Linked DNA regions of Homo sapiens: region 1 is linked to region 2. Evidence: chromatin loops called from intact Hi-C (ENCODE). Cell type or tissue: GM12878. All regions are shown on one strand. Each heading gives the region's core, and the rest is flanking DNA. Links, peaks and the distances in the headings are about the cores only.

The links. A loop is a pair of places that touch in the nucleus more often than their neighbours do. Peaks named below come from ENCODE experiments on the same cell type or tissue, not always from the same donor. Only the 100,000 strongest peaks of a DNase experiment are listed, where the experiment ranks them.
Region 1: a loop joins it to region 2, with 7 times the contacts of the local background. A loop is called at or near these places in 1 of 110 quality-filtered maps.

What each region holds. Positions count from the first base shown.
Region 1 is chr10:104,827,031-104,842,190 of GRCh38, forward strand. All of the region lies in intron 1 of SORCS3 (sortilin related VPS10 domain containing receptor 3), which reads left to right. Among named protein-coding and RNA genes, the nearest start is that of SORCS3-AS1, 170 kb to the left of the region's middle. In GM12878, for the core only: no CTCF peak of the experiment used is centred there; a DNase peak (open chromatin) is centred at 8,621.
Region 2 is chr10:104,888,085-104,903,244 of GRCh38, forward strand. The region is part of intron 2 of SORCS3 (sortilin related VPS10 domain containing receptor 3); the gene reads left to right. Among named protein-coding and RNA genes, the nearest start is that of SORCS3-AS1, 230 kb to the left of the region's middle. In GM12878, for the core only: no CTCF peak of the experiment used is centred there; no DNase peak of the experiment used is centred there.

The DNA of each region.
Region 1 (15,160 bases), core at 7,117-11,116, 58 kb before region 2:
CTTGTAATTCTAGTTCTCTTGCTATTTCGACCATATCTGCAGTTACTTTGTCCACTGAAGTCTTAAACCCCTCAAACTTATCTATGAGAGTTGAAATCAATCTATTCCAGACTCCTATTCATGTTGATATTTTGATCTCCTCCCATGAATCATAAATGTTCTTCATGACATATGGAATAGTGAATCCTTTCCAGGCGGTTTTCAATTTACTTTGCTGAGATTCATCAGAGGAATCACTGTTTATGGCAACATAGTTTTATGAAATGTATTTTTTTAAAAAAATAAGTCTTGGAAGTGAAATTACTCCTTGACTCACGGGTACATGATGGATGTTGTGATAGCAGGCATAAAAACAACATTAATATCTTTGTACATCTCCATCGTAGATCTTGGGAGACCAGGTGCATTGTCAGTAAGCAGTAATATTTTGAAAGAAATATTTTTATTGGAGCAGTAGGTCTCAACAGTGGGCTTAAAATTTTCAGTAAACTGTGCTGTAAAAAGATGTGCTGTCATCCAAGCTTTGTTATTCCATTTATAGAACACAAGCAGAGGAGATTGAGCATAATTCTTAAGGGCCCTAGGATTTTTGGAATGGTAAGTGAGCACTGGCTTTAGCCTAGATGAGTTATCCTGTCTTTTGAAGCTTTGAAGCCAGGCATTGAGTTCTCCTCTCTAACTATGAAAGTCCCAGATGGCATCTTCTTCCAACAGAAGGCTGTTGGTTTACATTGAAAATCGATTATATAGTGTAGCCACCTTCATTAATGATGCAAGGTAGATCTTCTGAAAACTTGCTGCAGCTTCTCCATCAGAACTTGCTGCTTCACTTTGTACTTGTATGTTATGGACATCCCTTCTTTTCTTAAACTTCATGAACCAACCTCTGCTAGCTTCAAACTTTTCTTCTGAAGCTTACCTCTCTTAGACTTCATGGAACTGAAGAGCGTTAGGGCCTTGCTCTGGATTAGGCTTTGGCTTAAATGAGTGTTGTGGCTGGTTTGATCTTCTGTCACTAAACCTTTTTCCCTATCAGCAATAAGGCTGTTTTTCTTTTCACGTGTATGTTCACTGGAATAGTGTTTAAAATTTCCTTCAAGGACTTTTCCTTTGCATTCAGAGTTTGGCAAACTCTGGCACAAGAGACCTAGCTTTCAGTCTATTTTGGCTTTTAATGGGCCTTCTTTGCTAAGCTTAACCATTTTTACTTTTAATTTAAAGTGTGAGATGTGTGACTCTTCCTTTTACTCAAACACTTAGAGGCCATTGTAGGGTTGATATTTGGCCTAAATTCAGTATTGTTGTGTCTCAGAGAATGGGGGCATGTGGGCTGAGGAGAAGGAGAGAGATGGGGAACAGCCGATCAGTGGAGCAGTCAAAACTTGCACATTTGTCAATTAAGTTCACTGTTTTATATGGGCATGGTTCATGGTGCCCAAAAAACAATTACAAAGTAACATCAAAGATCACTCATCACAGGTCATCATAACAGATATAATAATAACAAAAAAGCTTGAAATGTTGTGAGAATTTCCAAAATGTGACGCAGGGACACAAGGTGGGCACATGCTGTTGGAAACATGGTTCCAACAGGCTTGCTCGACATGGGGTTGCCACAAGCCTTCCATTTGGAAAAATTAAAAAGAAAACCACAGTATCTGTGAAGTGCAATCAAGTGAAACACAGTAAAACAAGGTACCTTTGTCTTCTCTAGTGGCCCTTAGAGAATGATAACTCTTTAAAACTTAATATGGTCTGATTTCGGGAGATTGCTTTCATTATCTTCCCACCCTGCTCCTGTGTCCCTTTCTCCTTACCCTGTTGTGGACATTCTCAAAGTTATTTCAAAGCCACCTTGAGCTCTCCCTTCTGGAGAGGCTTGGCAGACTAACTTATCTAAGGAAAAGAAATCCTTGAAAGACATTGCTCCCAGAAAGGAGAGGGCTGAGAGTTTAAACTTTTTCCATCTCTTATGATCTCATCAAAGCCTCTCATCCACTGTGAGGATGTCCTGACCACCTCAGCTCAGATTCATCGTCTCCTCCTTTGAACACCTCTGGTAATACTTTAAACTCAAGAAGTGTGTTATATCTCTGTTGATTAATAGATGCCATATCAAAGAAACATTTAATAATACTTTCATAGTACAATGATGAGAAAATCAGGGTTCCTGTCCTGAGGAAGCATGTAACCTAGAGTCAGAGATGCATGTGCAGATAGAAAATTATAGTCTGGTGAGTAGCAAAATTGGAGGTATGTACAACAAGTTAGGGGAACATAGATTAAGGGAAAATCAGTTCTGTCTTTGAGAACAGCTGAGACATCAGAGTGTTGATATTTGAGCTGAATCTGGAAGCATGAGAAGGAAGGAGAGCATCAGGTAGAGAACAGGAGAAGGGCTTTCAGAGGAGGGAGAAGAGCATAATGGAAAGGTACGGGAAAGTTGAATAGGAGAAGGGGTATTCTAGTATGGCTAAAATTCAGTGGTCATTTGGGAAAGTGGCTCTAGAAGAGGTTTAAACTGCCATTTGGGGCCAGGTTGAGAAAGACCTTTTATGCCATGAGGAATCTGGATTGATTCTAAAGGCAGTGAGAAGCCACTAGAGAATTTTTGTAAGAAATTAAGTAAATGAGTTAGTTCAAAGGCCTTTGAGGCCATCTAGTAGCCAAATCCAATGGTTGATTTTTGATCTTTCTTGTAAATAAACTGTCAGCAGTATTTCACTTTACAGGGATCTGGTCACCCTCTTCCTTGAAATGCTTTCCTCACTCGGTTTCCAGAACCCATGTTCTCCTTGATATCCTTGTATCTCCCAGCCTGTTCTGTGTCAGCCAGGGCCTCTAACTCGAGATATTTTTTGATTTTAATTTTATTTTAAGTTCTGGGTTACATGTGCAGAACATGAAGACTTGTTACATAGGTATACATGTGCCATGGTGGTTTGCTGCACCTGTCAACCCATCATCTAGGTTTTAAGCCCCACATGTATTAGGTATTCGTCCTAATGTTCTCCTTTGCCTAGCCCCCCAACCCCCGACAGGCCCTGGTGTGTGTTGTTCCTCTACTTGTGTCCATGTGTTCTCATTGTTCATCTCCCACTTATGAGTGAGAACATGCAGTGTTTGGTTTTCTCTTCCTGTGTTATTTTGCTGAGGATGATGGCTTCCAGCTTCATCCATGTCCCTGCAAAGGACATGATCTCATTCTTTTTTACGGCTGCATAGTATTTCTAAAAGAAGAGATTGAATACAGGAATTGAATACAAGAGTGCTGGAAAGGCTGGAAGAGCAAGAAAGAGGAAAGGCAAGGCTGCTCAAAGATCGGTCACTGCAGGAACCATCACGTGACTGCCTAGGAGGAGAGGAAGCAGTACTAGAGGTCAAGGGTCTCTCCCACCTAGGTTCCTGCTGTGTGTGCTGAGGTGCATCAGAAGAACCCAGGAGCCTGTGCTGCTGGTTACTGAGACCCATCCCCATTGCTTCCACCACCTCTGTTGCTGCTGATGTGTTGTCACATCAGAAGCCAGATATGTGGAGAGGGCTGCTTCTCCCTCCTCCGCCAGTCCCCACTCATGCTTTCCATTGGCTGAACTAATCTTGAAGAGAGCTCACAGGAGAGTTTTAGAAATGTAATTTGCAGAGCCCTGGTTACCTGCCATACATAGGCAGGATTGTGGGGTGAGAGTAAACAGCACAGCCTACTTCTTTGGCTATTGTGAGTGTTCTTTTCCACCCTCCTGTTTGTATTTAACCTTGTGATTCTGCCTAATATAATGCAATAACTTCTTTTTTTTCTTTTGAGGCAAGGTCTTTCTCTGTCACCCAGGCTGGAGTGCAGTGGTGCGAATGCAGCTCACTACAGCCTTGACCTCCTGGGCTCAAGTGTTCCTCCTGCCTCAGCCTCCCGAGTAGTTGGGACCACAGATGTGTGCCACCATGCCCAGCTAATTTTTTTTAATTATTATTATTTTTTTTGGTAGAGGCAAGGTCTTGCCATGTTGCCCAGGCTGGTCGTGAACTCCTAGGCTCAAATGACACTCTCACCTCGGCCTCCTAAAGTGTTGGGATTATAGATTATAGGCATGAGCCACTGCACCAAGCCACGACAAATTATACCATGAGGATACTGTCACTCTCTATCAAGAAAGAGATTCATGAAGTTCCATTAGTTGCTAAACCTTCTCTGGGTAATGTTAATTGCTTTGTAGACCTATTACAATCCTGTGTGGATATCTTATAACCCAAAGTAGTTGTGAAGCTAACCAACACTAACGTTCTTTGTATAAAAGAAAAGAAACAGAGAGAGAGTAGGAGAAAAGAGAGTAACTTATGGGCACCATCTATTTATCTGTTTTGCCCTGCTGAACCTGTGGCTGGAATTACCCCAAAAGTGATGGAAGGGAAGTTCCCACAAGGGAGTGCCCCAAACGGTACCAAGATAGGGCCAGTTGCGATTCCAAAGAAAGAAGCACTAAATGCCAGGGTGATCAGTGCAAAGCATTTATTAGGGGAACTTAGTATAGTGCTGCAGCAATCCTCATGACAGACAGCAAGAGAAAAGGGGTGATCTACCTAGATCTGTCCAAGCAACGTGGTCAGGGAAAGGAGTTTATGAGACGGTTTAAGGCATTTAGCTCAGGGCCAGGACCTCTTTCTTTCAGTGTTTTGGGCAACAACCTAGATACCTTTAACAGTTCCTGGGAATGTTCAAAAGACCAGTGTAGGTTCAAGCCTGCTGGGGAAAACCTGCACCTTGCTGGGTCACAGAACAGTCAAGCACTCTGATTTTTCACTCAGAACACAGAAAGCAAGTAGGTGATGGGGGAGGGGGGTGTGGAATAGGGAATCCTGCATTCTCACTCATCTCTGTGCACACACATTCTGAGCCTTCTCTCATCTCTGTGTATGTGCACATAAAGCAGGCAAGGAGAAATATGCGTAATTGCTATTATATTCATTTCTGTTACTAGTCCTGAGGCATAGTTGATAGGCCATGTCTTTTTCAGCTACCCATTTTGTATTTCTTTTGCCCTTAGCAAATACCTCAGAGGGTTAAGGATTTCTACCTCATAGTGTGATAGAATAATTCAAACCGTCATTTCTGAAGAATCTTAGTCCTTAATAGTTCTGCCTTTACCACTGTAGTCTTCCGTTAACTTGTACTTCAGGACTTGAAGACAATAGGGGCACTTGAAATTAATAAGAGGCATAATAATAATAATAGGTTTCAGACATCATTCTCTTTGTCCTCATTATAAAACATCATCTCTGTTTCTCCTTGACAATAGGAACAAATCATCCCAGCTGGTAAGTAACCCCTTCATTACCTGTTTGTTCAGTGGTAGCATGAGAAGCTCAACACAGATGGATATTCCTTTCAGCTTCCAGTTCAATAGAACAGGTGTGACCGGGCACAGTGGCACACACCTGTAATCCCAGCACTTTGGGAGGCCAAGGTGGGCGGACTGCCTGTGGTTAAGAGTTTGAGACCAGCCTTGCCAACATGGTGATACCCTGTCTCTACTAAAAATACAAAAATTACCCAGGCATGGTGACACGTGCTCGTAATTCCAGCTACTCAGGAGGCTGAGGCAGGAGAATCGTTTGAACCCAGGAGGCAGAGGTTGCAGTGAGCCAAGACAGGGCCATTGCCCTCCAGCCTCGGCAACGAGAGTGAAACTCCATCTCAAATAAATAAATAAATAAATAAATAAATAAATGAACGAACGAACAGGTGTTTTGCCTCTTGGTGACAGTTCCCTCCTTGGGAAGCAATACTTCTCTGCTAACAGAGCCCCAAGTTGTGGGGACATGATTTAAATATTCTGTGGTGTCCTCCTGGATATGATAAGGAGAGACATCACTCACACTTTTCATTGTTGATGTTCAGACCTTGGTATTTGGACCATATTTTGGTGGGACCCACATCCTAGAGGATAAGCACCACAGCCTCACATGGGTGTCAGCTCCCAGATGGTGGTCATTGAGTTTTCACAAGTCCACTCAAGCATTGTATCAGTCCAGGTGCTCTGGGTGATCATGTTTATGATAAGACCAGTGAATTCCACAGACATGCCCATGACTGTATTTCATTTGCTGTGAAATGAGTTCCTTTGTTAGAAGTCATGTTGTATGGGACACCATGACGGTGACTAGCGCAATCTGAAATTGAAATGTTTGATTCTAGCATGATCACTACAGGAAAGGAAAGCAATTCCAGTGAGAAGAAATTGCCTTCTCTGAGATGAGAGGGGTGCTGTGCAATCAACCTGCCACCATGCACGATGTTGAGACTCAGCATTGGTTTCTTATGTTGGTAGATTGGGAACTCAGCAGTGATTATTTCCACATCAGCCTTGGTGGGGGAGATTCCATGGTGAGCCTAGGGGAAGCCTCAATCTCTGCCACAATGGCCATTCTATACAGGAGCCCACAGAGCAGACACAGGGGTAACTGGGGAAGAGGCTCATTGATCTCAACAGAAGACACCATCCTGTCCATCTGATGCTTGAAAGTCTCTATAGTAAACACCACGTGGTGAGCATTCATACAGGACACAAATATCCCCTGTGCCAATTTCGAGAGGTCCAAACAAACTGGTTTTTCTGCCTCGTTTCACTGATCTCTAAATGCTGACATGCCCCAGCTGTCAATCCTTATAGCTTTAGTCAATCCACACTTGGTCTCTTAGTGACTAGACCTAGACTCATGTCTTACAAGTCCATCCAATCACTGACAGCTCCCAAATTGATATTTGTAGCCTAAACTCTCTTCTCTGAACCCCAGACTCATTTATCCAGCTCAGTGTTTGACTTCTCCATTTGAATGTCTCTTAGGCATTTCGAAATTAATGTCTAAAGCTCAACTTTTAATCTTTCCTCCAAACCTTCTTCTCTCACAGTCCTCGTCTCATAAGACAGCAATTTCATGCTTCCAGTCACTTAGGCTCAAATGCTGAGGGTTGTCCTTGACTATTCTCTTTTGTTCACACCTCGTATCTAATTTGTCAGCAAATCTCCTTGGCTCTATCTTTAAAATATATTTAGATCCTGCCCCTCTTCACCTGTCTCCCCAGTCCACTGCTGTTACTCTGGTCCAGTCTACACTGCATTTCCCCTGGATGATTACAGTAGGCTCCTCATCCACTCTCGTCCCCTCACTGCCTTTCTAAACACAGCAACCAGAGTGATCTTGTTAAAACCTAAGTCCTCCATGTAAATCCTCTGGTGGTTTCCCATCTCACTCGGAGTAAGTACCAAGATTCTTACAGTGCTTCTCAAGGCCCAGTGAGATCTCAGCCTCCCAATATCTCCCTCACCTCCCCTCCAGCTTCATTAACTTGTTGTTCCTTGGTTACGCTGGGCACATTCCTGCCTTTGGATCTTTGCATCTGCTGCTGCTTCTGCCTGACATGTTTATTACCAAGAGCACCATGTGACTTCTTCCTTCACCTCATTCAGGATTTTAAGTGTCAGTTTCTCATAGAGGCCTCTTCTGAACTCCTTATTTACTTTTGCAACCTTCATTCCCCACCTGCCACCCCCCCAGCCCACCCTGGAACCACCCCTGTGTGTTTGCACTTTTTAATGTATTTCTCTTATTTCTTATTTCCTGCTTATTTTTTCCCCACAGTACTCACTGCCATTTGACTACTGCATTTGTTACCTATTTTTTTTTTTTCCTCTGCTAGGATATTATCTTAGAGGGGGCAAAGAGGCTGGTTTGTTTTCTTTACTGCTGATTCAGCACTTGGCAAAAAGGAAGCATGCTATACATATTAGTTTGGTGAATGAATGGAAAAATTATAAGGACCTGAAATTGGTCAATGTAGTACACCCCAACACATTTCAGGAGACTCGGTGTTTGCTTGCTATGGGCAAGATGAGAAAGGAATCATGCTGAGCCACAGAGTTGGTAATGCTCCCTTAAAAAAAAAACAGAGAAAGGGGTTAACAGTTTTGTAAAATTTCTTGCATCAGTCACTGACAAGTTGGTGTCTCTTGTACTATTAATAATTCCTTGTCTTCCCAACTAGATTGTAAACTCATGCTGTGCAATGGGCACTGTTTGTCTTATTCTGGACACCCAGTTGGTGTCCAGACATTCTCGTACTGTGGGTCAGTTGGGTTCTGGACTCTAGATGTTTAATTTCTACTCCCTGCAGGGGAGGCTCCTCTAGGTGGGAGGAAGATGCCAAGACTCACAAGACTATGCTGAGACTTAAAATACACTCCTGCAGGCAGTCCCCGAAGTGTATGTTTTAGCAACTTTCTTATGTTACCATTGTCTACCACTCCTGGTAAAGAAAGTCAGTGAGTCCTATTCCACTTGGCTGAAAGCAAAGAATTATCAGGTCTAGGCAGGAGTGAGGTCATAAGAGTGAGGGGACCTAGAGGTGGATGTGCAGAGAGCCCCATGGATTTAAAGGCACCAAGATTTTAGGAAGGTTTAATGAACTAAAGTAATTTTCCTTCAGAGTAAAATTTTACAGGCATTAAAGGTCCTCACTTCACTGAATGTGCTCACAGGCCAGAGCGTCCTAGTGATTTATGAATTTGCAGATTACACATTTCCTTTCTGAGAACAGGAATCCCCTGGGGCTTTCTGCCTGGCTTCCAAAGCTGAGTGGAGGTGCCAGGTGAGAGAACACTGGCTCTGATTTGCGGCCTCCTGCATTGCAGTTAGGGTCTAGAATGGATGAGCATTTTTTTAGAAGGAGCTCAGCAACTCTAGAATCTGAAACCTTTCCACCAAATATGAGTAACTAGAAGCTCTTGTCTTCTGAAGAATAATTGTCACACTTATAACTCATGTTTGCACAGTACAGCTTATAAAGCAAGCTGGCATCCCTTATTTGATTTGAATCAGCAACCCTGTGAGCGTGGCAGGGAAAGTGTACCATTACCCCATTTTAGTAAAACACAGCCAACTCCGCAAACATACCTGAGTTGTTCGGGCACATGCAGGAGTGTGCGTCAAGGCTGGGTCTTGAGTTCAGCCCTCTGGTTTCAGGTGCTGCATTCTTTCCATGTGGCCTTGCAAGCTCCATCCAGGAGGCAGAGGGCTGGATCCAATTGGGCAAGTGAATTTAGACCAGGAGATATTTAGGATTTTTGGGTGGAATAGGGACTGAAACTTTAGAGTGTGGGCACTTCCTCTCACATAGAAAATGGGATGTGTAGAGTCACACCAAATATCACTCTCCCCAACCCTGTCAGGGACTTGGACTTGTTAGTTCCAATACGGATAATCTTGGAAGGCAGCAGGTTAAGGAGGGCTACACATTTAAAGACCACAGCAACCATTAAAAAAATCACTTTACTATCAAAATTCTTATACTGTGCTTGGCATTGGGCAGGAATAGATGAATGAAAGAAGTGAGGAATAAAGGCATTAGTTGCTGGTGTTGCGTGTGTCTGAAGCTGGCTTGAGCATTTGGGGACAGCAGAAGATACTAGCTGCTTGGGGACAAGAAAATTGGAGGTGGATACTCTACAAAGACAGCTCCAACTGATTTTATAAGAAGTCAGCTATGTCCCTTATTGTCACCTTATTTATGGTGACATAAATTATTATAATCTTCTATTGTCACCGCCCTCTTCACTCTTGTAGAGCTTTTAATCAAATCATTACTGACTACACCAAGTGCAATCCCACTCTCCTTCTTGCACCCTTCCCTTGTCCTTTGTGCCTTGTTTCCCACCTTGGCACAGCCTTGCCGTGTCTCTGAGTGGATCCTGCGTATATCATGGTGCACTCAACACAGCCCATACTGCTCCATCTCCATGCTGCTTTTCTCATAACTAGAATGCTGCCCCTACCTCCTGCTCTTTTCTATCTACCCCTGTCCAATTTAAAAAGAAAAAAAAGAAATAAAGCAGACAAGCTCCATTTCAGTGTATAGAAATTCCTACCATGCTCTAAGACCCAGCTCATATAACCCCTCCTTCATGAAGACTTTGTTAATCACATTTTCTGGACTTAATTGCTTCCTCTTCTCAAATCTTATAGCACATTTTCCATACCTCTCTCCTACATTTATCATCTCATCCCTTCTTTTACTGCCATATATTTATAATTCATCCAAAGGACCTTGTATAGTACCTGCCATGTGTCAGCCGTTGTGCTTGGTGGTGGGAATACAGAGCTAAATGAGACCTGATTTCTGACCTCAAGGAGGTCACAGTCTAACAGGGAAGACAGACATACAGAGAAATCATATTATCCCAGTATGACAGAAGCTATAAGAGATGTATGAACAGTGTTATTTCAAATAAGATGTCAGATGCCAATTTAAAATAGTTATATGTACCTATATGTACTTCCATAAATGTAATTTTCCAGCTATACACACACACATATAGAGACAGACTTCTCTGCTATTCTCTCTGTGTGTATGTCTGTATATAGCTTGTAAGAAGAGAGAAGTGCTATTACTCATGAATTATTCCAATTTATTTTCATTTCTCCTGCTGTCTAAAATCCCCCCAGGATTATAGCCAGTTAGGTCAAAAAGGTACTTATTTGACAAAGCTTATTTGGTAAACCTGGCTCTCCCAACAATTTGCCTAGTTCTTTTCTCATTACACATCTCTGTTTCCTATTTTTCTCTCCAAGAACAAAGAAAACAAAAGTTATCTTTACCCCTGGGCCTTGAGCTCTAGATCTCTCTCCCTGATTTGCAGAGTTTAGCAGGTGTATTTCTAGTTCACATAAGAGGTACTCGGTAAATATTTGTGGAATTCATGAATGAATGATAAACTCCTTGAGGGCAAGGGTACGTTTTTCTCTTCTCTGCATTCCTATTCATTGCCTTGCACGGAAGCCCACATAAACACTTACTGAGTAGAGGAGCATCACGTTAGAGCAGAACAAGCATGGTTGAGTCAGACAGGCATGAGCAGAAATGCTGGTTCTGTCTCTTGCTGGTTGTGTGCTGTGGGGGCAATTTGCTTAACCCTTGGGACTCTGTTTCTTTATCTGTAAAATGGGCGATATTATATAATACCTGCTCTGTTTCAAAGGTTTTTTGTGAAGATTGAGAATTGCCCAGTGTAGTACTTAGCACATAGTAGGAGTGCAATTAATGTTAGCTCCTGCTTATGCTTCCTTGAGTTTGAGTCCCATTCTCATTCTGGGGCCATCAGCTGGAGGGGATTCAAGTCAGGTTTTGCTGTAGATCCGGAACTACCCCCTCCACCATCCTGCCTGCCATATCCACCGACTGGGTTTCCGGAGCCACACTCTCATCTCTTTCTGGTCCGAGTACTTGCCTAACAGCCCCGAGCTTGTTAGGTGGGTTTATTGCATCTACTTTCAATGTTCTTCCCTGGAAATTCACTCCTCCCCAGTGGCGTTTGGAAGGCTGTGAGTGGTGGGAGAGGTCGGGGTGGGCAGGCTTTCTCTTGCTCTTGGTTTTGTTTGCTTGGCATAGAATGTCTTAAGCCTGAAGGTTACATTATCATCTCTTCATGGCTCTATTAATATCCTTCTGGGCTGGGCTCCAGGGGAAAAGGAGTTTCCATCCTATAATTCTCAGTGTTTTGACTTTTCCTCTGGGGAATGCTGGTGTGACCACGCTGAGGTATCCTCCTCATACGTGTCCCACTCCCTGCTTTATTTGTAAGGTTAAATTCAATGTAAAGGAAGCAGTGTTTTGCTAGATTAGAATCTCACCGTGGTGGGGTGGGTAGTGTCACTGTAGCATAGAGGTGGGAAAGGAACCATGATGTGATGGAGCCTTTCTGGAAATGTGGTCCTCTGGTTGCCACAGAAGATTTTCGAATCCTACTCAGGGTCCATCGAGTCAGACTTACTGGGGGTGGGCCATGGAATCAGCATTTAACAGGCTCCCCAGTGGCTCTTAGGCTCCGGCTTTATTCATGGAATGGGAGGAGCACTACCTTGGGGGTACTTGGTCAAGGTCAGACATTGCCAAGGCTTAACCTTGAGTCATGTTCCCCTTTCTGGGGCTCCATTTTTTCATCTATAAAATGAGAGCAATAGACTGGCTTAATAGCATCTCCTGCTGAAGTCTGTGATTTACCAACACAATATCAATATCTTTCATTTACTCAAAAGCGATTATTGTATAAGAACCTTCAATATGCTGAGCCTGTGAAGGAGACAGAAGTACTAAACACAATCCCTACCTTAAGTTGTTTAGACTTTAGTTGAGAAGGCCACTCATGTAACGTTCAGAAACTATCAATATAGTGTTTGTGATAAATTGCATGACTCAATTTTAAGCAAAATAGGACTTCACAGGAGAGAACATTTTTGATGTCTGGGATAATCCTGGGAGGCCACCTGAAAGGGGTGGGCTTTTGACTGTTGCTCCAACATCAGGCAGGCAAGTACAGGGGATAATGAAAGGATGGGGCACAGGCAGTGATACAATGATAGAGCATGAAAGAAAGCAGAGATGTGAGGATGTGTTTGTCTTACCTGAGGTACCTTGAAAAACTTAGATTGTTTAAAACAGAGGACAGGTTTTTGCAAGCTAGAAAAAATGGTTGGAAGAGTATGCATGGGCCAGATTGTGGAGTCTAAGTGTGCCAGTCTAAGGAGTATGAATTTCATCCATTGGCGGAGGAAGCCAGTAAAGGTTTCTGATCAAGGAAGTGCATGAATTAAGAGGTAAAATTGAAACCATCTACCATGAAGGCAGAAGTAATATTCACAGAAGTGTGGAAGGATATGTGAGTCTGGATTCTCCAAGAAGCAGACGTAAAGATGAAATGAGATCTCTGAGAAACTTATCAGGAAAAATGCCCGTGAGAGAAAGTGGGAAAGGAGCCAGAGCAGATTGGGACAACTGCTGGGCTAAGATGGACATCTGACCCCCCGGTGAAGGAGATGGGTAAGGAAGGAAGACAGGCAGGTAGGCTGGCTGGGAGCATCTCAGACTGTAGTGAGGTTCTGTGGAAAGTTCAGCAAGGCTGTTAGGAGATCTTAGCATCAATGTCACCCATCAAGGAGTCCTGTCACCCAGGAATGTGTCTGCCTAGTATTCCTGTTGCTTGTAACCATTGGCCAGGAGCAGCTTTTGTGGGGTGTGGGCTTGGCAAGAGGTAGCAATGGATTTCAGAGCACAACAGCTGGAGTGCTTAGTCAATTATGCTTCCTGCAGGTGGAGATCTGAGAGGCATGTTCTCATGGCAGCTACTGAGAGGAAGGAGAAACTAAGGAGAGTCTAATAATATTCTCTTGAGTGGTTTATCTGCAGAACGCCTGCGTCTTTGCTCATGATGCTTCCTCCATGTAGAAACACTTCAGCATTCCCTTTAGCTAGTTAGTTTCTACTCTTTCTAGGTATTAGTTTGGGTTTCACCCTTAGGAATCCTTCCCTGACCTCTATCTAGTTTCTGTTTTTGGTGCTTCAACATTCCCCGGTTTTCCCTGCATTCCCCACCACAGCACCTATCAGTCTATATAGGAATTGCCTGCTCATTTCTTAGGTTTCTCCCCTACTAGACTAGACTGTGAGCTACTAGAAGGAAGAATCTGGATCTTTTATTTCTGTATCCCCCATGTATAGCCCAGTGGCCAGAATATCATAGTCATTTAATAGAGGAAGAAAGGAAATGATGGAAGGAGGGAGGGAAAAAGCGGAGTGGTCCAAGCTTTGAGTAAGGAGAAGGGTTTTCCAGATCTAGTGGTTAGAAGCTCTGCTAATTAAGTGAAACTCTTACCCTCAGCATCTCTTTCTTCATTCTATGTAGATTTTGCACTTTTTAGAGGCATGTGCCCTGAAGGCTTGATGTTGGGGAAAAATGATTTTGGAGGCATGTCCTCTGAAGGCTTGATGTTGGGGAAAAAATGAAATGGTCTGACTTGCTCCTGCAGAGCCTGAGGTGGTCATTCTGACTCATTCCTAGTAGATCAGTTTTGAGCTTTTTTACTTTTTCCAGAATTTGGCATGGCCTGCACATAGCCTCCCATGCTTTTACACGGTGACTTTAAGAAGGACTTGGTACATGAAATAAGGTCAAATGAAGAACAGAAGAACTTTGAGGTGTGTGTGTGTGTATGTGTGTGTGTATACCATATATACTGATTCAACAAACAGAAATTATCTGGCAACTTGCTAGACACTTGGTGAGGCTATGGATAAGTTTATTTCTCTGTTAGTCTCTGGCTTTAATAAATGAGGAAACTAGTTATGAATGGGAGGGGCAAAGACCTCTAAGTGACTGTAGAGAACAATTCTTTGCATGGGTTCCTCACTCCTTGCTGTTGTGCTGTGGTAATAAGACAGGTAGCTTGGTAGAGTCTACTGTTCTACAAATAGCCATGCCACTGGTGTGTGCTATTAATACATACTCTTTGATTTGTGCTGTGGTAGGTAGTAGGACAGGTAGCTTGGTAAATTCTACTATTCTACAAATGGCCATGCCATTGATGATGTTTCTTGCCAACCTGCCATTCCTCATCGCAGAGAAATTGAATATTCCCGTCACCTTTGGCACATAATGGATCATATCCCTTGCCTTTAATTTTTTTCTTGGTTTATATAGAAGAAATGGAAATGGGGCTGATTGACCCCATAGAGTGCTGGATGAGAATAAATCTCAAAGTGAGCATTTTGTTGTTAGTTAAGTGCCATAAAAATGTGCAATATAATGGCTGATTATTTTTCTTTAATCTTAAATGGATACCTAGAATGGGAAAGTCCCATCTCGGTAGCAGAAATTCATTATCTCGGAAAGAATTTAATGGTTGCTGTGAAAATGAACTGGAGGAAGTTAAATTGTGGAATGGGAAGGAGCTGAAAAAAGTGAAATGAGTTGTGCATTAAATTTAGATAAACACAATTATGTGTAACTGGATTATCACGCGTGCAGGCAGGCAATGTGTATTATGCACCTGCGTTTTGATTAAAATCGATTCAGGTGCACGCACTTAGCATCCTTTTAAATGTGGAGCTGTGCCTAAGCCACTGCCCGGATGCATGAGAGGCAGGTAGGGCAACATCTGACAGCCAAGTCCCCAGCTAGAGAAAGCGCATGGGAACAGACTGGTCAGCCCAAGATTGGTTAAGAAAACCACCAACTGGATTACTGGTAGCCTCAGCTCTCTGATACGTCCAGCTTCCTTTTGGGTTACTTAACATCAACTGATGTCAAGAAAGTGGTCATGGAGTCCAGTGGGGTTCAAT
Region 2 (15,160 bases), core at 3,825-7,824:
TCTTTTCCTTTTGCTTGCAGCATTGAGACATCATAGATTTCTTTTAGTGAGCATTGTAAAAATAATTCCCCTTACCTTTACTTTTTAGAGTCTCATACAATTGTAACAGTTAACCTCTTTTAAACGATTTTACTCTTTTATTCCCCTGCTTCTGAGAATAAAACTGAAAATTAAATGTTAAAATCAAATCCATAAATCCCTAGCTACCACCAGAGCAAAGTGTGACTGGCTAAGTAGTTGGACCAGGAGACTCAAATGCTGGCCGATCCAAGAAATTGGGCTTCATTCTATTTTCCTGTTAAGGATCAGACCTTATGGTACTCAGTGGAAAATGTGAAGTGGCCCAGTAGGAGAGTCCATTGTTTTCCATGTTTCTAAAAACATGTGATCTACATGTGCTACCAATGCAAAGTGAAGATGTTGTCCATTCTTATTTCACTACTTTTAACTACCTCTCCAGTACTCACCTTTTTTTTCTATGTTGACTCAAATAAAGGCAAGAATAAAACCTTGGAAATGGCAGGAAATTTGTAGATTACCTCCATCTAAGTCCAGAGGTTACATTTTAAATACTTAACAATTGGTATGACAGGACACCAATCAATCACATAGAGAAAAACAAAATCAGTCAGAGTAGAGAAAGACAAATAGGGTCAGGAGGATCCATGTTATACAGGTGTTAGCTGGGAGGATCTATGTTACACAGGTGTTATAGCCTTTCAGTTTGTGAGTTGTGGGAAGATCCTTGGGGAGTGACTGAGTTGGCTGGAAGACATTTGGGGGCCTCGAGGGCAACAGCCATTTACAAAATCCAATTGTTTTAAAATTATTACCGTTGAATATTAGCCCTACCTATTCCCTACTTTAGGTCATATATTTTGGAGTTGTTAGTGGATGCATAAACATTAGGATTGTTATGTCTTCTGGAAAGATTGATTACTTTATCATTATAAAATATTTCTCTTTATCTGTGGTAGTTGTTTTTTTGGCTCTGAAATCTACTTTTCTTGGTATTCATATAGCTACTTAAGCTTTTCTTTTTTTTATTGGTATATATTTTTTTACCCCATCTTTTTGCTTTTAACTTATTTGTGTCTTTATATTTAAAGTGCATTTCTTTTAGACACCATCTAGTTGAGACTCTAAAGGCTCCAGTGAGGAGTGTAGACATTTTATATTTGTGGTAGATTTCCTGTGCTTTTTTTTTTTTTTTTAAATCCGATCTGACAATCTTTGCTTTTTAATTAAAGTTCTAGATCATTTACATTTAATGTAATTATTGATGTTTTAGGTTTAAATCTGTTGCCTTACTCTTTATTTTCGATCTGTCCTATTGTTATTTGTTCCATTTTCCCTCCTTTTGGATGGTATTTTTTTTTTTTTTTTGCTATCCCATTTTATCTTCTTTTTGACTTGCTGTGTATAACTATTTATTGTGTCAGGTTAGGGGTTGCTTTTGGGTTTATAGTACACATCTTTAATTTATCACAGGCTAGATTCAAGTGACATTTTACCATCTCACAAAAGGCACAAGAACCCTAAAACAGTATACTCTCCTTCCAGCCCTTGGACAATTAGAGGCATACATTTTATTTCTATGCATGTTATAAACCTCACAATACATTATTATTTTTTATTTAAATAGTTTATTCTTGAAAGATATTTGAATATTAAGAAAGAGTTATATTTATCCATGTAGTCACCATTTCTGGTGCTCTTTGTTTTGCGTAGATACATATTTCCATCTGGTATCATTCTAATAATTCTGCCTAAAGGACTTCCTTTACATTTTCTTGTGGTACCAGTATACAGATGATAGTTCTTTCATCTGTTTTAGAAAACCTTTATTTTGCTTTTGTTTATCAAAGAAATGTAATTTAATTGGCTTATTTTTCCTTTCAGAACTTTAAAAATGTACTTTCTTATCATTTACATTGTTTCTATAAAATAATCTTCTGTCATCCATAGCTTTGTTCCATTCCATATATCTTTTTTTCTATATTCTTATGTTTCTATCACTGATGTTAAGCAATTGAGTACGACGTGCTTTGATGTTGTTTTATTCATGATTCTTGTGGTTGGAAGTTTTTGTGCTTCTCGGATATCGACTTATAGTTTTCACCAGGTTTTGAAAATATTCAGCCATTATTTCTTAAAATATTTTTCTCTGCCCCACCCCCACACCTCCTTCTCCTTTTAGAGACTCTGATTACAACTGATGTTGTCCTGCAGCACACTGATTTTCTGTTCATTTTTTCCTCAGTTTTTTTTTGTGTTTCATTTTGGTATGCAAATAAATAGAAAAAACTTATTTTTTCTATGTTTCGTTCACTTTCTATTGCTGTGTTTTCAATTTCATTTACCTTTTCCTTGTAATGTCTAATCTGTCATTAATCCCTTTTAGTGTACTTTTCATCTCATTCATTATAATTTTCATATCTGAAAGTTTGATTTGTGTCTTCTTATATCTTTCATGTCTCTACTTGCATGTACACTTTTTTCTCTTGCTTCTTGAACTTGTGGAATAAAGTTAAAATAACTGGTTTAATGTCCTTATTTACTAATTCTGTCACCTGTGTCATTTCTGACCTGGTTTTCAGTAAGTTTTGTCAACATTGGTAATATTGACATTTTTCAGTGGCTAATAATTTTTGTAGGGGATTTCCTGTGCATCATAGGATATTTAGCAGAATTCCTGTCCTCCACCTACTAAATGCCAGTCCCATCTTCAGTCACGACAATTAAACATTTCTCCAGATATTGACTAATGCTCCCAGGATGCAGACAGTGAGAAATCACCCCCAGTTGAGAACTACTGATTTAGATTAATTGATTTTTCTTCTTTTTGTGTGTTGTAGATATCTGCTTCTATGCATGCCAAATAATTTTTTATCTGATACCAGATACTGTGATTTTTATCTTATTGGGTGCTGGATATTTTAAAATTCCTGTAAATTTTATTGAGCTTTGTTCTGGGACATGATTATGTTGTTTGGAAACAGTTGAATTCTTACACGTGTTTTGTTTAGGGTTTACAAGTGTTTTGCCCCACTACTGAGGCGGGAAGTTTTCTGAGGTATTCTACCTGATTCCCCATGACTTATGAGGGTTGCCACTCTGGCTTATGGTAACAGTAACTGTTATTGGCCTTGTGTGAACTTCTGGAATTGTTCCTTCTAATTCTTTCAGGCGGTTCTTTTTCTGATGTTGGGTATTTTTCACATAGATGCACTGATCAATACTCAGCTGAAGACTTAGTAGGATAGGGAGTCCGCTCTGTATATCCAGAGTTCTCTCTACTTGTGCAGCTGTCCGTTTTTCAGTACTGCTTCTTGCAAACTCTAGCTGCTTTGCCTTAGGCTTTCCTGTTCTGTCTGCTGAACTCAGGGAGATCACTGGGCTTCACCTAAGTTACTTTTCCCTAATGTAGCCTGAAAACTCTGTCCATGCAGGGTTAAGGGGCAATTACAAGGCTTACTGAATTTGTTTACTGTCTCTTAGGGATGCTTCTCCTTCATTGTCTTGGTGTCCAGTGACATGAAAATTGTTGTTTTATATGTTTTATTAGTTCTTAAATTGTTTCATGTGAGCGGGTAAATTCACTCTCTGTTACTCCCTCTTGTCCAGAATCAGAAGTACCTATGCTTTATTTTATATCTGATAAAACTGAGGTCCAAAAAAGTGAGTTGTTGCCTAAGGTTTGCTGAACCAGATTAGTGGCAGAGCTAGCATTGGATCCAGATTTCTTTCTTCCAGGTTGGTGCTTTTTCAATCATAACACACACTATGACTGGCACCTCCGAAGGTAATGAATTGGCTCCTGGATCTTCAAAGACAAGATTTAAATCACAAAGAGAATGAACTTCATGGAGTTGCTGCTCTTCTTTGATCCTTATTTGTTAAACATATTTTTCTCTAAATAGGTTTGTGACCCCTCAGTGAAGATGTAGACTGTCAGCGTGAATATTTTGTGAAGATTCTCATTTTAAGTTTTACAACTTTATACTGCTGGAAGTTGTAAAAACATGTGGCCCTTAAAAATTCCAGCTTGATGGTTAAAATGTCCATTCAGGGTCTGTTCATCTTTCTTGTTAGGAAACCTAGATTGTAAGTATACTAATAACTTAATAGTAATGGACTAGCTCAGTGCTGTGTTTAGGGAGATGCACTAAGCTAGTTGGGATTAGGTATTATTTTGGCCGAGGGTGGAAGTGAGATTTTTACCTTACTCACAGTTCTTACCACATCAAGACCAATAAAAACATCTGCTGCATGACTGACTATTCTGTTTCACATATGTTACTTGTCTGTAAGCTTCTACAGGTAAAGGCAAAGGCCATGGTTAAATAGTATCTGGCCGGGAGCAGTGTATCACACCTGTAATCCCAGCACTTTGGGAGGCTGAGGCGGGCAGATCACCTGAGGTCAGGAGTTGAAAACCAGCCTGGCCAACATGGTGAAACCCCATCTCTACTAAAAATACAAAAAATTAGCAGGGCGTGGTGGCGTGTGCCTGTAGTCCCAGCTGCTTGGGAGGCTGAGACATGAGAATCACTTGTACCCGGGAGGCGGAGGTTGCAGTAGCCGAGATCGTGCCACTGCACTCCAGCCTGAGCAACAGAGTGAGATTCTGCCTCAAAAAAAAAAAATTTTTTTTTCTCCTATTGCTTGAGACACAAGGTACTTAATACATGTGAGTTCTTTCCTCCCACTTTATGTCTTCCCAGTGTGAAACTAGGAGGCTGTAACACATAGTGTGTTCTCATTGCGTGCCTCTCTCTCTTGCTCACTGTATTTCAGCCTTACTGCCTTTCTGTAATTCCTTAAAAAAGTCAATCTCTTTCTTCCCTAGGATCCTCATACATGCCATTCTCACTGCAAAGCTCTTTATTTAACTCTTTGCATGACTCAATTTTTCAGGTTTAGCCTAAATGGAATCTCCTTTTAGAAGGAGCTACCCTCTCTCAGTCTCTGTCATGGTCCCTGTTTGTTTCCATTGTGCGTCATAGTTTCAGGTTTTGAACTTACTTATTAGCACACTAGTTCATTGTCTACCTCCCACTCTAGATTGTGAGCTTCATGAGAGCCAGGACTTCGTTTGCTTTATTACTTATAATTGACTTGGGTCCCAAGGAAAATGGGCAGGTATTTGGTTTATACTTGTTGGGATTTGTGTTTGTAAAAGAGTAACGTAATGCAAGGCTGATGTAGATACTCAGCAGGGACTTGTGGAATTAAATCTCCAAGGGTAGTCGGTCTCCCAGGCATCGCCATATGCAAAGCATAACCTCATTCTGAGTATAGAATGACCAAGAACAATGGCCTCTTCTGTCCACTCCCCACACTGTCTGCCTTGTCAGCTTTGGTAATCAGAGCAAGGTAAGGTGCAGTTCACTCCAGTTTGATTTCACTTGTAGAGAGATTTTCTATCAGTGGCATGTACTGGCTGTTTTCAATGTTTCTGACAGATGACAAGCCTTTTGTCCCACTTGTCCCCCTTTATGCCTTGACTGACTTTGGCCACCCAGTCCCCTGGTGCGAGACCTTTAACTGGTCCTTTGTAGAGTCTGTTTCTATGAATTAGGGCTCGTTTCCTTCCAAATGCCCAAGATGCCTTGCCGTATCTGCTCTGCATGTCGCAAAGAATCTAGCAATCTCAATGGCGAAGTGAACAGCTCCTTGCTTTTCCAGTTATTTCCTTCTCAGGCAAGCACTGCCATGCTTAGTAGTCTGGTCAGCTTTCTGCTCTTCCGAGACTCTCCTTCACCCATTCTGATAAGGACCTCGGGTTTTCTCCTGTGACAAATTTATGGCTCTCTCCAGCACCTGTTCCATCCTCCCTTTCTGCAACACTCCCAACCGGCAAATTCATTTCATTGTTTAGCTATGTCTACTCCCTGTCAATAAATTACTTCTTCCTGGCTTGCCCAGGCCTTTCTATTTTTTTCACAGACCTTTTGGGGGCTTGTTCTTAATTATTCCAGCTACTCACTGACCAGGCTTCCTCTCTGTTATTTGTCGTGAACTCTTGTGTAATCTCCTTTCTTCTCTCCACCCTTTGCTTTCTTATCATTGTTTTACACACATGTAACTGTCAAATCATGTCAGTTTTATAAGCCCATAGGTCCTCTCAACTGCAGCGTTTCTCTCAAATAGTGTTAGAGGAGGGAAAAAGGCATTGCTCTTTTCAGTATTCTTCATCTACCAACATTTAATCACCAAGCAATTGCTGAGATTCAACTGTGTGCAACACCCTGGATTGGAATGAGCAGTGGTGGTGATGGTGAGTGGAGACAGGGTGTTGAATACCAGAGTTATATTTCACAGCAAATATTGAATCATGAAGGCTCTTGAGCTGGAAAATGACTTTGTGCTCCTTAGCTGTGCTTTAGCAAGGCAAATTTGACACCACTCTGAAACCTGGACTGAGGAGGAGGAGGTTCAGAAGTGGAGGAATATAAGCTAGGGGAGTCTTAGAGAATCCCAGGCAGCCTGGCAGGCAGCTGATCATGTTGAATTTGGATTGTACAGAAGGAGAGACCAAGAAGGACCCATGCACGAGGTATTTCTGAGCTAGCAAAACTTGGCAGCAATTAGAGGTGAGGGATGGAAGAACAGTCATGATGATTCGAATGTTTTGGACCAGGAAGAGTTGTAGGATTTGGTCCTATTACCAAATTGGGGAATGGAAAAGGAGAAGGAGGGAGGAAGTGGGGGAGGAGAGGTAGGTGCAGGAGAATGATGATGGGAGAAGTGACGAGCTCAGTTTTAGTTAGCATCCTGGAATTGAAATGGCAACGGTTCATTGCACAGCATTTGGAAATGTGGGACAGGCACTCATGGGAGAGGCTAGAGCTGGATAAAGTTTGGGAGTCATCCAAATAGAAGTGGGAAGTGAACCAGAGGAGCAGCCATATGCATATTAAAAAGCAGCTAATACTGCAGGCAGCAGGTGTGGGGCTCCAGTGTGGTATGAACAGGCCCTGTGGGCTGTGGACACTCAGGGGATGGTGGAGTACCATGACAGGAGCTGTCAGGGAGGACTTCCTCAAGGAGGTGAGGCTGGAGCTGAGGCTTTCCTCTGCCTTCACCCAGCATGCCATTTTTGTTTTTACCTATTTCAATCCCTTTCCACATCTGGGCATGATTTTCATTTGCACTTATAATCTTCAACCCCAAATATTTTCCTTCCTCTCCATTTGTGATTAATCTGAAAGTAGAGGGTAGACAGCAGAGGAAAGATGCCCTCAGGTGCAAACTCGTGCCCCATCCCTTAAAGGTAGTGAGTGATAGCCTCTTTTTGGAAAGCATGTTGGGCAGCAGAGACTGAATCAGAAACTTCTTATGTCCCACTAACAACAGGGAGAAAAAAAGTGTTGTAGAGACTTGCGTGCACTTTGCCTTCCTAAGAACTCTCATGTACTGTATATCTTCTTTCTTTGTCCAGAAACTGACTGCTCCAGCATCCCTCAGCTCACACTCTCCTTTCCTTTCCTTTTCACAGCATCTGTGTCTCAGGGATGTGCAAGAATATAATGATTCCTGCTTCCTCAGCTGGTCTCATCAGCTGTTCTCATCCACTACACTGAGTTCTGGCTTTGATGGCAAGGAAAGGGCTCCCTCTGCTCCCTGAATGTCTGTCTCCATGCCTGTACACGCTTACATGTATGATGGGGGAAGAGTTTTGGATGCTCTCCCTGCCTGCTAGCTTTGCCAAAGCTATTGAATTAAGCAGGCAATTTCCTCTCACTTTGTTTCTCTGTAAATTTCCCAACCATATGGTATGAGGAGAGTTCTTGGATTATAAATAAACAGCACTGCTCATGAATCTCAGGATTTTTGTTTTTCCCTCCAATGGGAATAAATAGAAAGCATAGATTTGTAACTTCAGAAAAATGTGTTGGAGGAGAAGATAATGTCTCCCTTTATATACATATATAAATATTTTTCTTCCATTTCTCTTTATGCAGAGTCCCTTTTTCCTGGGAGTTTTCTGGCCAGAGTCCATTTGTTTTTTATTACTGCCATTTTCCAACCTGGAGGTAAATTGTTGCTCTAAGGCAATGTGATAATAGCCACATGGGCCTGGCCAGATTGCACTGACCAGATGGGTTTGGTGCATCTTTTCTGCTGCTGGAGTTGTCAGTTCCCCTCTTTGCAGGACACAGACTTCCTCACTGGTCTTATGGCAAAGGAATTCAGGGAATGGGAAGGATCCACAAGACCTTGGCCTTAATAAAGAATCACAATATTTGGCAGCCATTTTACCTGATTTCCTGCCACTAAAGCTACAGCGAATCAGCTGGGCATGCTAGCCACCAAGGACAAATGCCAGGATAGGGGCCTGGGACTGGAATGGTTGAGGCCAGGGGCAACTCAAAGAAGGCATAATTTAAAGTGTGAGTGCAGATTTCGATCTGAGGGAAAAGCGGAGTGTTGGTGCTGCAAGGTCAGTGAGAGCAGTTGTGTGATTCAAGAAGTAATGAGAGACCACAGTAGGGATGGGGCAAGTGGGCAGGGGTCAGCCAGTGGTGGCCCACAGGCCAAATGTAGCCCACTTCTTGTTTATGTACTGCTTATGAGCTAAGAACAGTTTTCACATTTTTAAATGGTTGAAAAAAATCAAAAGGATACTACATTGTAATACCTTAGAAATAAGGTGAACTCAAAGTTTAGTGTCCAGAAATAACATTTGACTGGCACGCAACTGTACTCATTTACTTACATATTGTCTATAGCTGCTTTTGTGCTATAATGGCAGAGTTGAGTAGCTGTTACAGAGACCATATGCCTCAGAGAGTCTAAAATATTTGCTTTCTGGCCCTGTACAGAAAAAGCTTACTGTCCCCTGGTCTAGAGTACCAGGAATTATGATGGGAATTATGGAGAGCAAGCTTAGGGCAGGTGATGGGTTTAAAACTAGGTGCTGGACTATAGCATGCTGGGCTCACTCTTTTGGGTGCTGCTCATACAGTGAAACTCATTAGGGGCAGGTCAGTTCATTTAATGTGCAAAACTGAGGCAAAAACTCATCCCTGAGAATGTCAAAGCAATAATACTTTCAGCTTTGTTAAGCTTTGGGAGACAGGGATTTACTCTCTCAGTCTGTACAAAAGGTAACAGTCTGTGGGCCTATCATGTTTTCACCCCGTCCTAGGGCCCTGTCCTCATACAAAACAATTATCTGATAATATAATTCACACGAAGTCATTGACTATTTAATACCTTTCCCAGAATTTTGTCTTTTCCAACAATGATCTCAAACCCAAAGGAACGAATATTTAAAGACAGACTTTTGGGCACTGGACAGATTGTTGCGGAACATTTACGAGATGGGAGGCTTCTTGCATCACAGTATATACAGCCTCTAAGAGCAGTTCCACTAAAATGCATAAGATGCTTCAAAAGACAATTTTATAGATAGTTGAAGTTATCAATGTACTTCTCTTTAAAAGCAGGATAATTTTCACATTGAAAAGCTGTATGTTCATCTAAGATTTTAATTTTGTTGGTACGATTCCCCTGCATCCAACCCTGACTTTCTCATACATTTATAGTTTGGTAAACTATGGAATGGTAGAGGAATTTTAGAGATCAATGACAGAAACTGGAGAGAAAGTTTGATTTCATTTTTCCTTTGTGAGTGCAGAATATAGTCTTTCTTGCAAGTGAAGCAGTTGTTGGGTGGTCCTGGGAATGGAATGCTTTGAGCAAGTCCTGTTCTGGTCGCTAATGAGTTGAATGGGTTGCCTGGGGGTAGTCCCACGTATGCTTGCCAGCCAGCCTTTGAGAACACACATTCAGATATCTGCCGCCCATACTGACTTCTCACATTCACTTAGTCCAGCTCATTCATTCTAGTGGAGGTGGGAAATAGAGCGTTAAATCTCCATGATTGCACATCTGTTCCTTTGCACCCTTGACAGAATGGCTTAGGGTAGGTTTGTGGTGGCTTCTCTGTAAGGCTTCCAGTTTCTTTATGGAGTGTTGTCTGAGAGCCAGTGTGGTATCTGAAGAACGTGAGTTCTAAAGTCAGGACAACCTGTTTTCAGACACCCACTTTGCCACTTACCACATCAGGGAATTTTAGAAAATCTCTTGGTCTCTCCAAGCCTCGCTTCTTTATTTGAAATATTGGGATAAAAGTAAAAATATCTATCTTATTATACAGTGCCTAACACAATAGTTTGTTTGTTTCCTTTCATTGTGGTATTCTGAGCATCTAGAATAGTGTCAGGCAAGTTATAGGCACTGCATGAATATTTGGAAAATGAATGAAGAATAGGGACTCAGCAAATTGTATTTCTTTTTCTTTTGGTAGGTACGGTATGTTTCTGGGTATCTCAAGTTAGCTTAAAGTTTCCTTGGGGGCCATAAGTAATTAACTGCTTTTTTATGTGTGAGATAAAATGCTAATTTCAAAACCCTGGAACCTCACTGTTATATTCCTGTGGCAGGGACTGATTAGATATTCACTAAACCTGTTTCCTCTTCATCCTGGGCAAGAAACTAGACTACATTTGTCAGCCTTTATTCATTGACTGAAATCTGGCCCCTGGAAAGAGGCTAGTAGTGATAGATGCCACTTTCATACCTGGCAAAAACACTTCCCACATTTTTCTTCATGCTTATTCATTTTCGGACTCACCAATTCAATTGAGATTTCCAAGATCTACAGGAGAGCAGAACCCTAATGTGGAAGGAGGCTGGATCTCGAAAGCACTGCATAGAACAGAGCCCCTATTTTTCCCCCCATCACCCTGCTGGCTCATATTGGGCTATGATATGAGTGAGAAATACACTAACATAGTGTTAAGTCACTGAAATGTTGGTATTGTTTGCTGTTGCAGTTAGTTGCTTCAATGCATACAGTCTCCAAGATGCATGTCCAGCCCTCCCATTCCTACACTCACTTTATTCTCTAGCCTGGATACCTATTTACTATTCTCAAGATATGCTGTGTTTTTCTAGCATCTAGCATAGCTCTGTTTATACCATAGGGACTCAGTAAACATCTGTTGATTGATTTCTGGGCCAAAGAATGAAACAGCAGCTTCCTATAAAATGTAAGCATGTTTTACATCAGACAGACCTGATATTTCAGAGGAAATATTCATTTAAGTGTTCTTCTCTACTATGGGACTTAGTATATAGTTTTTAAACAGAGAATTCAGCTTATCTGGCACATTAAAACTTACAGACTCACACACATCCTTTCAGGGAGATTCCTGCCATATAAAAGGAAAATTCAGCTGTATGGAGTTCTAGATGTGTTAGAATAACATCGCAGGTAGGCTCCATCCAGGAGAGAGGGTTTCAGGCCAGGGATGTATGAGCTAGCAGTCAATGTCAGGAGCCTTGGAGAAATGGAGCATCCATGCCAAGTTTTCCCACCTACATCCAGTGCTTCATATGCAAACAGCCTAACTTTCCCCATTTGTAGAAAGCTGCACCTAACTTTTCTGTTATGCTCTCACACCTTGGATGAATTGCATGGCCAATGTTGATAACCCAGAAAATGACAACTACTTAGCTTTCTGTTGCTTCCACAAAGTAGGTCAGGAAATGGAGGGGAAGTGAATTACTCTCCCAGACAGGGGTTATACCAGGCAGATAACTGTACTTGCTCAAAATTGTTTTCTTTTATCCATCAGATATCTTGAACATCTTGCCATCATCCTAATGCTAAGATAATAATAATAGAAGGCATTTATTGAGCTGAATGTGCCAAGCATTAGGTCAACATTTTCTTTACTCATCCATTAGCTGCCATTGAGTGCTGTGACCATCTCCAGAGGTTACCATTTTCCTACATCTAGGATGGCCAATGCCTAGCTGATATGGGGCACAAAAGCCCAGCCCTCTTGCCTTACAGTGGGACATGTATGTGGTGAGGTGTCTGCCCCAGAGCCTCCCTGGGGATTAAGCTTCACAGGAAACCACATCCTTGTTTGTCTTCTGCTTCTTTCCAGTCTTGCTTCCCTTTCTCCCATTAGGTTTTGCCTCAAAGCACTCCCACCATAGTTCTTGAGCTTCCAAATCCCAGACTTGGGCTCTGATTTTAGGGAACCCAGCTTAGGATGTTTTCCTTTTTTCTCAAAGTTGGTTTATAATGTGCTACAGAGATGCTGGCTCTGCTGGTTTCTGTCAGTGATAACAGAATTCTCTCAGGCACTCAGGTTTGGTATCTTTAAGATATCTTTACCTGTTCCTTCTTCTTCACCTCTGACCATGCCAGTAAACAGATTATGCTTCTTCTACCTGTCTTTTATTTCTTGCAACCTACAGTCATCCAGGATAGTGAGATGGATTCCTGACAAGTCTTTCTACCTCTGGAGCATATGCTTCACCAAACCATCATATAAATCACTAACAGCTTAGTCCTTTCAAACAGGCTTTATATTCCTATCTCATTTCTTGTAAGACAAGTTCAAGCTTCTTAGCAGATATGTAGGAGCCTCCACATAATCTTATTCTACTGATCTGAACTTATCCCCTCTTATGCCCGTGTAAGAACATTTTATGGCCTGGTGCGGACGCTCACGCCTGTAATCCCAGGACTTTGGGGGGCCGAGGTGGGCGGATCATGAGGTCAGGAGTTCAAGACCAGCCTGGCCAACATGGTGAAACCCCGTCTCTACTAAAAATGCAAAAAATTAATTACCCAGCTGTGGTGGCACGCACCTGTAATCCCAGCTACTCGGGAGGCTGAGGCAGGAGAATTGCTTAAACCTGGGAGGTGGAGGTTGCAGTGAGCTGAGATGGTGCCACTGTACTCCAGTGTGGGCGACAGAGCAAGACTCTATCTTGGGGTGGGGGGAGGGGGGCGGGGAAAGAACATTTTATTATCTACCCAGTCTCCTTAATTACCTTCTGAAAATACTTGCATTTTTCAGGTTCCAAGCCTTTGAGCATACTCTTTGTCTTCTGTTGACCTTCCAATACTCAACCCTCTTTCAAAGCCTACTTTTTTCATGAAGTCTTCCTTCCTTTACTTTGAGCTCCTCTATCACTAATAAATGTCATTGTCTTCTTCATTGACATTGTCACCATCATCATCATATTAATAATGGCCACCATTTATTAAGAGCCTATAATATGCATGACATTGTGATAAATGCTTCATGTGCATTGCCTGCTTTAGTTACCAAACAACCCAGGAAAAACTTTTTAGATAGTTTTGCCCATTTTATAGATGAGAAAACTGAAGTTCAAAGAGGGTAAGTGACCTGGTCAAGATCACACAAGTATCTAGTGGTGGAACCAGGCATTGAAACCATGTCTGTGACTTCGAAGTTTGTGCACTTAACCACTCTGGTAATATATTCCATTTGGCTTAATTGCTTCCTACTCATTTATCCCTTATTTATTCATTAAAGGTACTTATTGAGTTCCTGCAATGTATCAGGGAGTGTGCACTGGAGACTTAGTAGGGTCCTTGTCCTCAGAGTTTTATCTAATAGCACTCTTGAGCCCCTTTCCTAACTACCATCTCCCCCTCAAACCTTCCCCTCACCTACAGTCTCTCCAGGAGAGGACTGTCTCTGAATTTCACCAATGTGCTATGTCGTCTTGCCCAGCCTTTCCTGGTGGTCTTGTTATTAGATTTAAAATGATGTTTTTCAGCCCTTGGCTTTCAGGCCTTGCTCATGCCTTGCTTTCTAGTTATCTAGTGAGAGATGGTCTTGTCTCCCTAAGACCATATTATTCTTTCTGACAGTATTCCCACTGGTGCCTAGATTAGGTGATGCAGAGGCTGGCAAACCTTTGAACAGCTGAATGCTTACTCCAGAGACATTGCCCTCACTTAGGCAGTTTTTGCAGGACCTCAGTGGCCTCTCAGTGGTGACAGATCTGCATCTTTGGAGCATAGATCTGCATTTTGGAAGGAGCCAGAAGCCATTTGGAGCTTGATCAGATGCATAGAATGTTGGGGATGGCAGGGACTTTTGAGATCATTGATTCCAACCATCTCATTTTACAGAGAAAGAGAGTAATCAAACTGTGAAGCATTGTTTTTGGTTGGAAACAAAGAGTGTCTGTAACAACAAGACTAGAAACCCAATCAACCATAACTCATGGGGCTTGCTGAATGCTTAAGTGTGAGCCACTGAAGATGGCTGATAGGACCATGTTGCTGCCAGTCCTGATGATTGTTAACTGGCTGAGATACATTCTGTTTCTGACTGGGACTCTGGCTCCTGTCAGCACCTTCACTTGCCCAGTTGAGCACTCCCTTTACCCAGGGGAGCACCCATCTCTGGAAAAGTGCTGAATTCCAGTGACTCTGAGAGGTCATGGACTTGAGGAATGTTTGTGTATGTTGAGGGGAGTGGGCTGTGAGGGACAGGGTCCTTGAGCCAAGGCCCTTGCAGGCTTTTGCATGGATTGACCATGAAAATTGCTGTCTTCTCTTTCCAGTTATACTTTTTTCCTTGGCTTCTGCAACCTTCTTGTTCCAAAGACTCCAGAACCAGTTATCTGAGATAAAATATGTTTTTCTGTTCAATAGTCAGATCACTCAGATGATAGGAAGTGGCTGTCTTCATCTTGTGAAGTCATTGTTATTTTCCAGAGGAGAAACAGGGAATGGTGGTAAGACAGTTGTAGGAAGGAATGAAAGCCTGTCAAGAAACTAAGCTGATTCTTGCCCTGTGCTTTATGTAGGTTTTCTCACTGAATCCTCCTAATAACACTGCTTGATGGCAACTATTATGCCCATGTTAGATATGGGGAAACTGAGGCCTGGAAAGGTTAGGCAGTGTTTTTGGTGTTGTGTTGCTAGTAGGTAGGAGAGCAGGAATTCTAACCTAATTTTGACTCCAAGCATTCTCCTTTTTATACTTGTATAGCTTTCCAATAGGAAATGACCATGGAGACCCCCTGAGCAGGTGAATCAGTGAAACCCTTGCCATGTGATACTTTGTGAAGCAGATGCTCAATTACCATTGTTTAAATAAATGGCCGGGCATTGAAGTAGAGTGCATAGAACTTGGAATCATATGACCTGGGTTCAAGTTCCAGGATTGTCATTTGGTCAGTCACTTAACGTCTCCGAGTCTGTTTCCTCATTTTTATGACAGAGATAAAATATCTATGTCAGAGGGTCATAGTGAGGATTCAGTGAACTGCTTTAAGAGAAAGTGTTTTGTATAAAGCA